2 separate regions of the Homo sapiens genome follow, and region 1 is linked to region 2. The links are chromatin contacts, found by Hi-C or POLR2A ChIA-PET in ENCODE. All regions are on one chromosome and are shown on one strand. Each heading gives the region's core, a stretch centred on a gene start or an enhancer-like site at or near the end of the contact. The rest is flanking DNA. Distances are from core to core; before and after follow the strand shown.

Region 1 (5,216 bases), core at 2,132-4,631, 270 kb before region 2:
TGGTCCAAAAATAATGAGACCAAAGTTCAAAAAAGTAATTTAAACCAAATAAGGCAGGGAAAGCCTAGCCAGCAAGGGGCGGGCTCACTCTGCAGGGAGCAGGCGAGCAGAGGGGATGGAGCTGAGCAGAGTTCAGTTCAGGACAGCCCATGGGTCAGAGGGAACTGAGGAATGTGCCCGCTGCCCAGGTCAGCAAGGGGGGCAGCATCAGATGGCATGCTGTCTTACCTCCCCTGCCCCAAGGGGCCTGGAGCATTGCCACCACCCTCACTGGTGATAGGGCTGCTTGAAGTTGCAGAGCACAACCCATCTGGGTGGGTTTGCCGCCACTGCAACAGAGAGCCTGTGGGACCAGGCAAATGAAGGAAGCCTTACTTGCTCATAGCCAAGCTTCTTTTCAGGTTCTATTTTATATTTTATTGCAACAAAGAATTCCAGGGCCATACTCTGAGCCAGGGATGATGGGTGCTAAGCTCATTAACTGCCTGCTCAGTTTGTGGACTTGTTCCTGCTGAATCTGTAGTCCAGGTACTGCCAGTTTCTTAGTGTCAGAGCCCTCATAGGGTTCATTTGTGCATCCTGCATGTGGATATGTGTGTGCATTTACCCAGATTTTTAAAAAGCTTTCTATTTACCTTTTCTATTTAGCACATACCCTCTTCCATACTTAAAACTCCACACCTTCTACCACAGCTTTTAGAGTGATAGCACTGGGTTACAATACATGTTTTCGCAGGAATTGAGCATTTAAAGAGGTACTAAAGTGAACATGAAGAATTTAAATTCTAGGTAAACAGCTCTCAAAAGCTCTCTCTTCTTTGTGCTTTCCCTGATTATGATATCTGATATTTATTCTTATGACAGAGGACAAACTAAACTGTGTATCACAGTCACCGATTGATTCACTCTGCACCACTGGTCCCCAGTGGCATTTGGGGGCAATGTGATGTCTTTTTCTTAACTCAGGGCCCTCTTAGTCCCTCCTTGTCCCTCTCTGGAGCACTTATGAATTCTTAGGTCCACTGTTCAGCCCGGGCAGGCCATGGAGTGCAAGCAGTGCTGCTGGAGGCTTGCCTAGCTGGTCACTTTCCTGCTCCACCGCTAAAGTTTCCGCCCTCACTCAGGCCATGCTGAACATGGCTCTGTGTGGGGCTCTTCCAAGATGCTCCCAGTCTCCCCTAAGCTGTGTTTGGGAAACAGTGTCGCTGGTCTCCTCCTCCAAATATTCTCAGGTTCCTTCCATATCTAGTTGGAAATGTTCACTATGCCTCCTTCTGATCTTGGGGTTCACCTCGGGAGTGGGGAGATTAGGACATGTAAGTCACATCTCTCTGCTGTATTTCTGTCTTTCTCTCCTGCTCACAGCCCCCTTGGGATACACAGATAGGTTCCCTTTCCGCTCTGGTCTTCAGAGTAGGGTGTGTGTACAACATTCCTTTATTTTCTTCCCACCTGGCAAGTGATTTGCCCGTCCCTATTTCCTGAGACATGAAGGCAAATAGGGTGCAAGGAATGAGAACTTGTTTTCACAGATAAGTGAACATGACCTTTGAAGTGGTTAGAAAAACACAGCAATCACACTAGCATACATAGACCCTTGAGGCTGGCTGGGAGCCCTGTACAAAAAATAAAAATAATAAATAATAAAGGCTGCTTTCTGGCTGAGAAGGGAAGGGAAGAGTGAGGATTGTCAACAGTATGGGGGTAACAACTCCACAGGTTCTGCAAGTTTTTCTCTCTGAAAAAGAGGACTCTTGACTTTTCCTGCTTTGCTTTTAATTTCAAAACAGCACACATACTTTCATCTCCCACAGGATGTTCCTAGGAGCAATAACGCCAGGGATGAATTTCTTCCCATCACATGAGCAGGATGGCACAATGAAGATGCCCCCGGGAAAGACCCTCCTATTTTTTTCTAATTCAGAAAAAGCAGAAGAATAATATGATACACATATCCCCTGCTCATATTTAAAATGTTCACTTTTTGTCACTTAGGCTTCAGATAGTATATCTCACAGTTAAAATTGAAAACCATTTTGTTCCTCCTCTCCATCCTAGTCTTGCTTCTTTCTCTCCAGCGATGACCACTGTCAGTAATTTGATATATACTATTCCGGTCCATGTTTTTATTAGCTCATTACAGATTTTATATATCAGATAATAGATGGTATTGCTTTGTAGTTGTAAAATTTTGGCTGAATAATACACTGCATGAATTGTTTTGCAATTTGTTTCCAGTAAACAATATGTTTTTGAACTGTATATTTTCTTGCATATAGATACAATCCCTTCCTTTTTTTTTTTTTTTTTTTTCCTGAGATGGAGCCTCGCTCTGTCGCCCAGGCTGGAGTGCAGTGGCATGATCTCAGCTCACTGCAACATCTGCCTCCCAGGTTCAAGCAATTCTCCTGCCTCAACCTCCTGAGTTGCTGGGACTACAGGCACACGTCACCATGCCAGGCTAATTTTTGTATTTTTAGTAGAGACGGGGTTTCACCATGTTGGCCAGGCTGGTCTTGAACTTCTGGCCTCAGGTGATCCTCCCGCCTTGGTGTCCCAGAGTGCCGGGATTACAGGTATGAGCCACCACAACTGGCCAGTCCCTTCATTTTAAACTGCATTTAAGTACTCAGTTTGTGAATACAAATATCTATTAATTCCTCACTAAAAAATATTCGTTTTTCAATCTTTTCTCCCAGGGTTTTATTTTTAATAATAGGAACAATTGGCTCTACCTAATACTTCAATTTCAGCCCAAAATTGGCCAGAAGACATCGTTGCCTTAGAGCAGCCTGTCTTCCAGTTGACACTGAACTGCTGTCGACCGGAAGATGGTTGAGAGTCCACATGTGCCCCCAAATAGTTGCAGACTGTGTGTGCAGGGCCTGATTCTGTTCTCTTCTCTGGAAAATGGGATCGTAACTGTTTCTATCTTCTTGGGCTGTATGAGGGATTGGTGGTGTGGAGCTTGTACCACAGTGTCAAGCAGACACCCCTGTTCATGCTAATACATACAGTATTTAATGCCTGGTATAGACCTAGACCCCTGACTCCCTGGCCAGTTGTTTTTCAAAGACACTCCCTGCCTGTGTTACCACTGTTGGTAAGACCATGTCTCAAAGAGTTAATCATCTGGAAGACAGAAATCTAACCACAAGAGGCAGAGGCAGTAGGCTGTAGAGTTAAGTGGCAGGCTCACAACCCCAAGTGCTGTCAGTACTCACAGCTTCTTCACGCCAGCAGCTGTCTGTACTCTGGATTGTTTTGAGCGTGTCTTTGCAGGGCTTGCTTGTGCCTGCCAAGTTCAGCTGCCTGCAGAAGCACAGCTCAGAGCCGTCCCTATAGGCCTAGTCCTTGCACAGGTCTGGCCAATCAGAGCTCTGTTACCAGGCAGAGCCTCTCTCTCCAGCTCTGGTCACTGTCAGCCTAGCTGTCCAGGCACCCTTCTGCAATTTTCGTTTGAATTGATTTTTTTAAAAGCACCTGATATACACTTTTCTTCTTATTCTTCTCCTTCTAGTCCTCTATTCAAGGCCCTACCACAGAGACACACAGGAACGGAACTCAGAATCACAAACAAAGAAACTTTGATCCAAGAAAGAAAATGATCTTTAAAAAGACCCTCGTTTCATGCTGGCCGATGCTGAGAAAATCTGCTCTGAAGGATATTTGGAGACACTGATTAAAAGGTAGTACCATCACCACATATTTAACTTCCCCCTCTTTTTCCTCTGCTTCTAGGAGTAGAGAAACCAACAAAACCAACCGGAGAGAGATGGTTTCAAACAATCTGTCCCCCACCCCACCACTATTCACACCTTTCACAAGGGCCCAGCCACAAAGCCAGTGCAACATGACATCAATCATCAGCAAAGTGGAGGTGACAGACCCTGCCTTTCCCCTCTTATGGCATATTTGCTCATCTTCTCTCTTCCCCACTCCTCTCTGATAAGAGAAAGGACGAAAGCAAGGCAAGCGCATTCCTGAGCGGGAGCTGCAAGCGCCCAGGCTCATGACTACTGAGGAGCACACTGGAAGGGGAGAAAAGGAGGGGGGAAGATTGAGGGACCAAGATGGCGGGATAAAATGCTGTGGATGGAAGGGCAAGTTCTCCTGGGGTAGGAAGTATGAGGGGTCAGGGAGTTTGGGATGCCAAAGAACAGGAGAAGATTGAAAGTTTAATAAGCAACCTTGACATATGCTATGGCACATCCTAAAATGTTAGAAGAGATGTGAGTACAGGTTGGAATACCGGTATACCCATGCTGTTTTGAATTCAGTAATGCTTTGATACTGAGACATGCCCCACAGCTTTCTAAGCATTACACTTACTTATACTGCATTTTTAAAGCAGTTTTATAAGAACATATGTAAGTAGATCAGTACCATTAAAATGGGGTTAATTTTTTTTCCAAGTCACAATGGTGTAGGGCAGGTTGTGGTGGGAGGATTAATTATCTAGAAATCTGGCTAAAGCTAATTATGAAACTGTTATTGCTAAGAGAAAGGGGGAATTAGGCAGAAAGCCAGTCTACCTTGCTTCAAATGGATTTTCTCTAGATATCTGATCCTCTCAGTCTCTTCCTTAACCTCTCCTTCTCTTCCCCCTTTCTAGATGGTTGTCCCAGTGGAGGGGGATTCTTCGTGTTACGTAGATAGGAAGCACGATGCAAAAGTGTTGAAGCAGGAGTGTAAAGAATAATTAAAACACCTGGTGAGTTCTAATTTTATTTTTGAAGAACATAGCTTCTAAACAAGTGTAAAATACAAGCCATGGCCCTAAAAGCCAGGGTCTAATGAGTTAAAAAATGTCGTGGTTCCCATATCTTAAAGTTTTGCAACTCCTCCCCCTACCCCAAACAAAAAGAATCCTTTTAGGAATGAATATTTCATGTGTTAAAGTGACATTTTTTATATTAGGATTTTTTAAAGGTTCCTAATAATCTTTTTCTTAGTCTAAATTCAGGCAAACTTAATACTTTTGATTTTAAAAAGTAAACAGCAGTAAGATCTCATTTTTAGAAAGTTATGCCTATCAGTATACATTGAGAGATCACAGGAACAATTCTTACGTAAAAGTAACAAGAGTGGTCTTAATGATGGAATACTGGAGTGATTTTTTAAACTTTTTTGTACTTTCCAGCTTGAATAATTTAAAAAACAAAACTATATATTGTTTTATACAGGTAGAACATAAATTTTTTTAAAGGAAAAGA
Region 2 (4,986 bases), core at 1,957-4,456:
CAGGAACACTAGTCTCAGGCTAATGAAAGCATACTTAAAAACTTCTCAAAAATACAGATTGAGTCTATGTAATCACCACACCATTTGAGAAAGGCAAAAATTTAGTCAATTAAGTTATATGTTAGTCTGAATAAAATCAACAAACAGATTATTTGGGTCAATGAAGAAGTATCTTACGCAATTCCAAAACAGCCAATCAAATTCACTCAGACAAATATGAATCAACACAAGGAAAAACAATCAGTCAAGAATGCTGCTTTGGATCATGAAAATCAAACCCTAAACTGAAGGCTTGAGTTTTTAACTTTTCAATAGTTATGTTTAATATTGTATAGAAGATGACTCCTTTGTTATCATAACTGTGCATGGGATATACTTTTTCCCTAAAGATGATAGACAGATAGAGAAATTGATAGACAGACAGACAGACAGAATAATTCAGATTGAGTGTCATATAAATGACTTACCTAATTGGTTAAACCAGAGGTTCTTGCTGCAGCAGGAAAGATAGGAGAAGGTCATTTTTCTGAGGCAAGGTTTAGCTCTTTGGAGACAATGAACACCTGGGTGGTTTCCTACAGAGCCAGTTGAAATCATTAAGAAAGATGGTCTTTTCTTTCTAGTTTCTTATTAATTTACCTACATTCTGAGTTCTGGATCCATGACCTGCATTTGTTTTTAAATTTTCTTTTTAAAAATAAAATATATATTATATATTCATGAGGTATAAAGTGATTCTCTCTCTCTCTCTCGATGGGATCTCACTATGTTGCCCAGGCTGAACTTTCATTTCTGGGCTCAAGCAATCCTCCTGCTTCAGCCTCCTGAGTAATTGGGAATACAGGAGTGCACCACTGCACCCAGCTTGAAATGTGATGTTTTGATATATGTTTACATTGCATGGCCTCTGTTATTGTACTATGTCAGAACCTTTCTAACTTTGATCATTTTACTTCCATTATCCTTGTCACGTTTGACCCAGCCATTGCTCTGAGACTCTGTCCTTCCCTCGTGGAACAATGAGAGCTCTCACCTTTTGGTTCTGATTCCATCCCAACCCTTCTCCCCAGGAGTCTTGCTTTTTCTGGAATTGATCTATTTATAACATTGCCTCAGTTTTTAGGTTCTTCTCAGTGTCAGCTATGTTGAGTCTGTTAAAGATATCTTGGCTATTTGACTTGGTTTTCATCAAGTTCCTTGGCTTCTACCTTTTAAATGACATTTTTTTTTCACATAATTGTTATTTTTCTGGGCTCTGGCCACTGATTTCTCCATATTCTCTATTTCTTGACTCTTTCATTAGCTTAACAGCATAACTTCCATCTTCACTCCCCCAGTTCTGTTTTCAGAGATCTACTTTTAATGGCTAAGCCCAGCCCAAATTGACAGTGTCCATCCTCTTTGCAAGCCTTGGGCCCTCCCTCACTACCCCCAGCACAGACTTCATCTTCTAGGACAGTCCCCAGTGCTACAGGGGAGGTGAGTTCAAGAGAAAGTGCCCCAGGATCTTCTTAGCATTATTTTCCCCACAGTGGGACTTTGAAGCTGCCTTTCTAGCCTGCCTTCCAGCTGTTAGCAAACACACACTTTTTAAAATTAGGAAATGAACATGATAGTTCTACTCCCAGCCAGGAGCTCATCTAGTATGCTCCAGGAAAAGGATGATTAATGGAGCTAAGGCTTTATGTCTAAGCCAGGGGATGGCAGCTTGTGGGGAATAACTGAGCCACACCAGCCCGCCACAGCCTCAGATCAGGTGAACTGCACATGGCGTTAGGCCCACTGGAGGCCCTTAAAGTTAGCCAGTGGCCTGGCAGAAAGTGCACACACAATAAGTGCCTGGTGGACACACATGGCCCAAAGGAACGGGGCAGTTTTTCAATTCTTCGGTTTATATAGAGAACCAACCTACACAACCTTGGCCTTCAGAATCTTGCCAGCAGTTAGAGTATCCAGACTGGCTGTCCAGACCACCTAAATTACATGGATAAAAGCAAAAGATTTCCTTCACTGAATACCACGTGGACTTGTTTCCAAGTCCTTTTTGGGTTTGAGGCCTTACTTGTAATCATCCCTCACAAGAGGGGGGAAAAATAAAAGAAAGAAAAATGTAGGGAATTTGAGTTCTACTTCACCAAGGGCTTAGGATGGAGAATAGGAAAGTTCTGCAGGATCTTGGCTGAGCAGTGGTTTTCTGCTTCTTTAAACGTCAAAATTAACCTGATTGAGTGAACTATTCAAAAAGCACATCCATCAATTTTTGTTTCATCTGAGGTTTGGAGTGCCAAGGACTTACAACATAAGGCCTCAGACCACTCTGGTTTAATGCCAGGGGATACTTAGGGGTTCCTGGGGATGGTAATTATGATCATAACCCTCTGCCTGCCAAACTCCTATGCACTACACCCAACCCAGATGCTACTCTTCCTGTGAGATCTTACCCAGATCCTCTCTGGTTCCTCTGTGGTCCTCTAACACTTGGTGTGGCTTCTTTGGCTTAACTGGACAAGTCACCACGTTAATTCATTTATTTTCCTTCATTAAAAAAATTGTTCACCCATGACCTCTGCAAAAATAAATAAATAAAATAGAAAGAAATGCGTAAAAACAAAACCTACCCTTTACTCTCTCCTCTCAGAAGAGAGAACCACCGTTTGTAATCAGCACAAGGAAAGTGGGAACACTAAAGAAATCACTATAAGATAGCAGCTGCCCTCAAAACTAAAACCAGTCACTTTAAAATACATGCTCCCGTGTGATCCCTGGATGAGGTTCTTTTCTCTTTAGTAAAACGGAGATTTTCAGGATTCAACCCGGAGAGGTAAAATCACTGAGCTTATAAATGAGGAAACTGGAATCAAAGACCTGAATTTTTGTCTTTTCCTTTTTCCCACCATGTTGTGTCCCAGTGTGCCCCAGCATCCTTAGAGACAAAGGCCTGGAGGAAGCACAAAGAGACTTCTATTTTCATCTTTTGGTTCTAGCAAGATGAGGATCAGCAGGCAGGCAGACACACTTGGGAATAATGGCTCTGCTCTCTCAACCGAGCCCCCGCCCCAGTGCCTTCATCCCCACTTTGGGGTGACCTCGGCAGAACAAGCTCTCTCTGTAATGATCACTTCGTCAGCAGGGGCTGTGTATTTAGTAGCAGGAAATATAAGCTTTTGTGGTCAGTGTGACGTCACCCCACCCACTAAACAGGCCTTTATAATTTGACCACAAAAAGGCTTGAAAGGGATAGACACATACACGCAGGGAAGGAGGCGATAGGACTGTCAACAGTTGTCTGTGTAGTGAAAGGAGCATTGTGTCTTCCAAATGTTTCCCGAAAGCCTGATGTTTGGTCTGCTGTAGACAAAACATCTGGATGATATATGGCGATTTCTCTTTGTATTTGAGTGCCCCAACTCATCTCCTTCCTTTCTCCTCTCTCTTTTCTACCTCTCGTTTTCTCTTTTCCTCATTCCCTTCATCCTCCTGCTTCCCTTTTTTCTCTTTTTACTCTGACTTAATCTAAAATAGACAAGTATATATTTTTAAATCATTGAGTTGTTTTCAAATGTTTTCACATGATGTGCATGTGAGCACACACATACACACACCAATTTTACTGTTATTTTCCTAGATACTTTACTGTTAGAGGGAGAGAAAAAGGAGAAGGGGTGACAGAGAGAGAGTAATTTTAAAAGACATAGCTAACATATCAATGTATCATTAAAAATTGCTTTCCATAAATGTCTTGGTTTTATAACTAATTCTGTAGAGGAGCAGAGCTAAATGGCCCAGTACCTTTTAGTGTCACATTGTGCAAGTTCAAGATAATATACTGCTGGATATTTCACTTTATCTTTTGTTTTCCTTTTTATTTTAAATGAAGAAAGGCACATGCTAGGCATTAATATGAACACTCCCATTAAGTACAAAGAGAAAAATAAAATAAAGATTGATTGACATGGACAAGTAAACAAAAAAAGCAGATAACCTGAAAAAGGAGGGTAGAGAGAAACTGAAAGAAATTGTCTATACGCTACCTCTGTATAAACTTTTTACTAGTTTTTCAGATCTTTGAGCCTAGGAGGGGAGAGAGAGAAAGAGAGAGAAAAGAGACAGAGAGAAAGAGAGAGAGAGAGAGAGAGAGAGAGAGAGCAAGAGAAAGAGAGATGAACATGAGAGGTGATGGCTGACGTGTCTGACCTCTGAATTAGGCTGCTGGAAAAATATGGCTTCCCCTGATTTGTGCCGCTGTGGAAAACCCCCTCCCAGGACTTCAAGCTTTCCTCTGAGGCACAGGCAGCAGGAAACACCTGCTTCACTTCTCCCCTGATGTTTTTTCCCCTTTTAGGGAGTCTGGGTCTCCTCCCCCTCCCTTTCTGCAGTGCACAAATGGACAAGCAGTTTTCCACATGCCCCAATCTTTCCTAAGAAAGGAAGTACGGAATCATCTATTAGCGACTGATGCACTTTGATGGCTTCCTTACCCCCACTTCCTTATTTTCTCTTCCAATTGACCTTTATTATAGCTTCCTCAACCCAGTTCCGCTTCCCAGCTCTTGTACTAATAATATTTTTCTCCAGAATAAATGAAGCATAAGAAGTCTATCCAAAAAAACTGAGAGGCAAGTGTACATACTGTTTGTCATGATTCCTTATTTTGGGTTTTGCCATTCGCCTCCCTGCAACAAAGGGGGAAGCAAATGCAATTCCAGTTTGGAAAGGCATGACAGACAGTTGCAGTATGCATCAGATCAAGATAGCAGCCTTCAAATATCCTCCCAGTGGAGAGGCACTGAGCTATTAGCAACTTTCTTTTTTTTCCTCCTTCTTTTTTTTTTTTTTTTTTTTTTGAGACAAAGACTCTCTCTGTTGCCCAGGCTGAAGTGCAGTGGCATGATCTTGGCTCACTGCGACCTCTGCCTCCCGGGTTCAAGAGATTCTCCTGCCTCAGCCTCAGGAGTAGCTGAGACTACAGGCGTGTACCACCACACC

Evidence for each region. A loop is a pair of places that touch in the nucleus more often than their neighbours do. ChIA-PET counts read pairs that join two places held with the same protein, here RNA polymerase II (POLR2A). Pooled maps may share reads with other maps.
Region 1: a loop to region 2 is called in a map of dorsolateral prefrontal cortex, with 2.1 times the contacts of the local background. The contact joins two enhancer-like sites. A Hi-C loop is called at or near these places in 2 of 168 maps with a recorded cell type or tissue (PC-3 and dorsolateral prefrontal cortex), 2 of 37 single-sample maps with no recorded cell type and 3 of 50 pooled maps. POLR2A ChIA-PET finds 5 or more read pairs at or near these places in 2 of 52 experiments (MCF 10A and PC-9).

What each region holds. Positions count from the first base shown.
Region 1 is chr2:217,432,421-217,437,636 of GRCh38, reverse strand. DIRC3 (disrupted in renal carcinoma 3) reads left to right here. Exons shown (of 13, transcript NR_186301.1): 4 at 3,521-3,689; 5 at 4,616-4,714. Among named protein-coding and RNA genes, the nearest start is that of DIRC3-AS1, 150 kb to the right of the region's middle. Within about 2 kb of position 3,381, at least 14 of the 41 ENCODE cell types and tissues checked have a DNase peak (open chromatin) inside an H3K27ac peak, as active enhancers do.
Region 2 is chr2:217,160,936-217,165,921 of GRCh38, reverse strand. No RefSeq gene overlaps it. Among named protein-coding and RNA genes, the nearest start is that of DIRC3-AS1, 120 kb to the left of the region's middle. RefSeq lists an enhancer at 4,182-4,476. Within about 2 kb of position 3,206, at least 4 of the 41 ENCODE cell types and tissues checked have a DNase peak (open chromatin) inside an H3K27ac peak, as active enhancers do.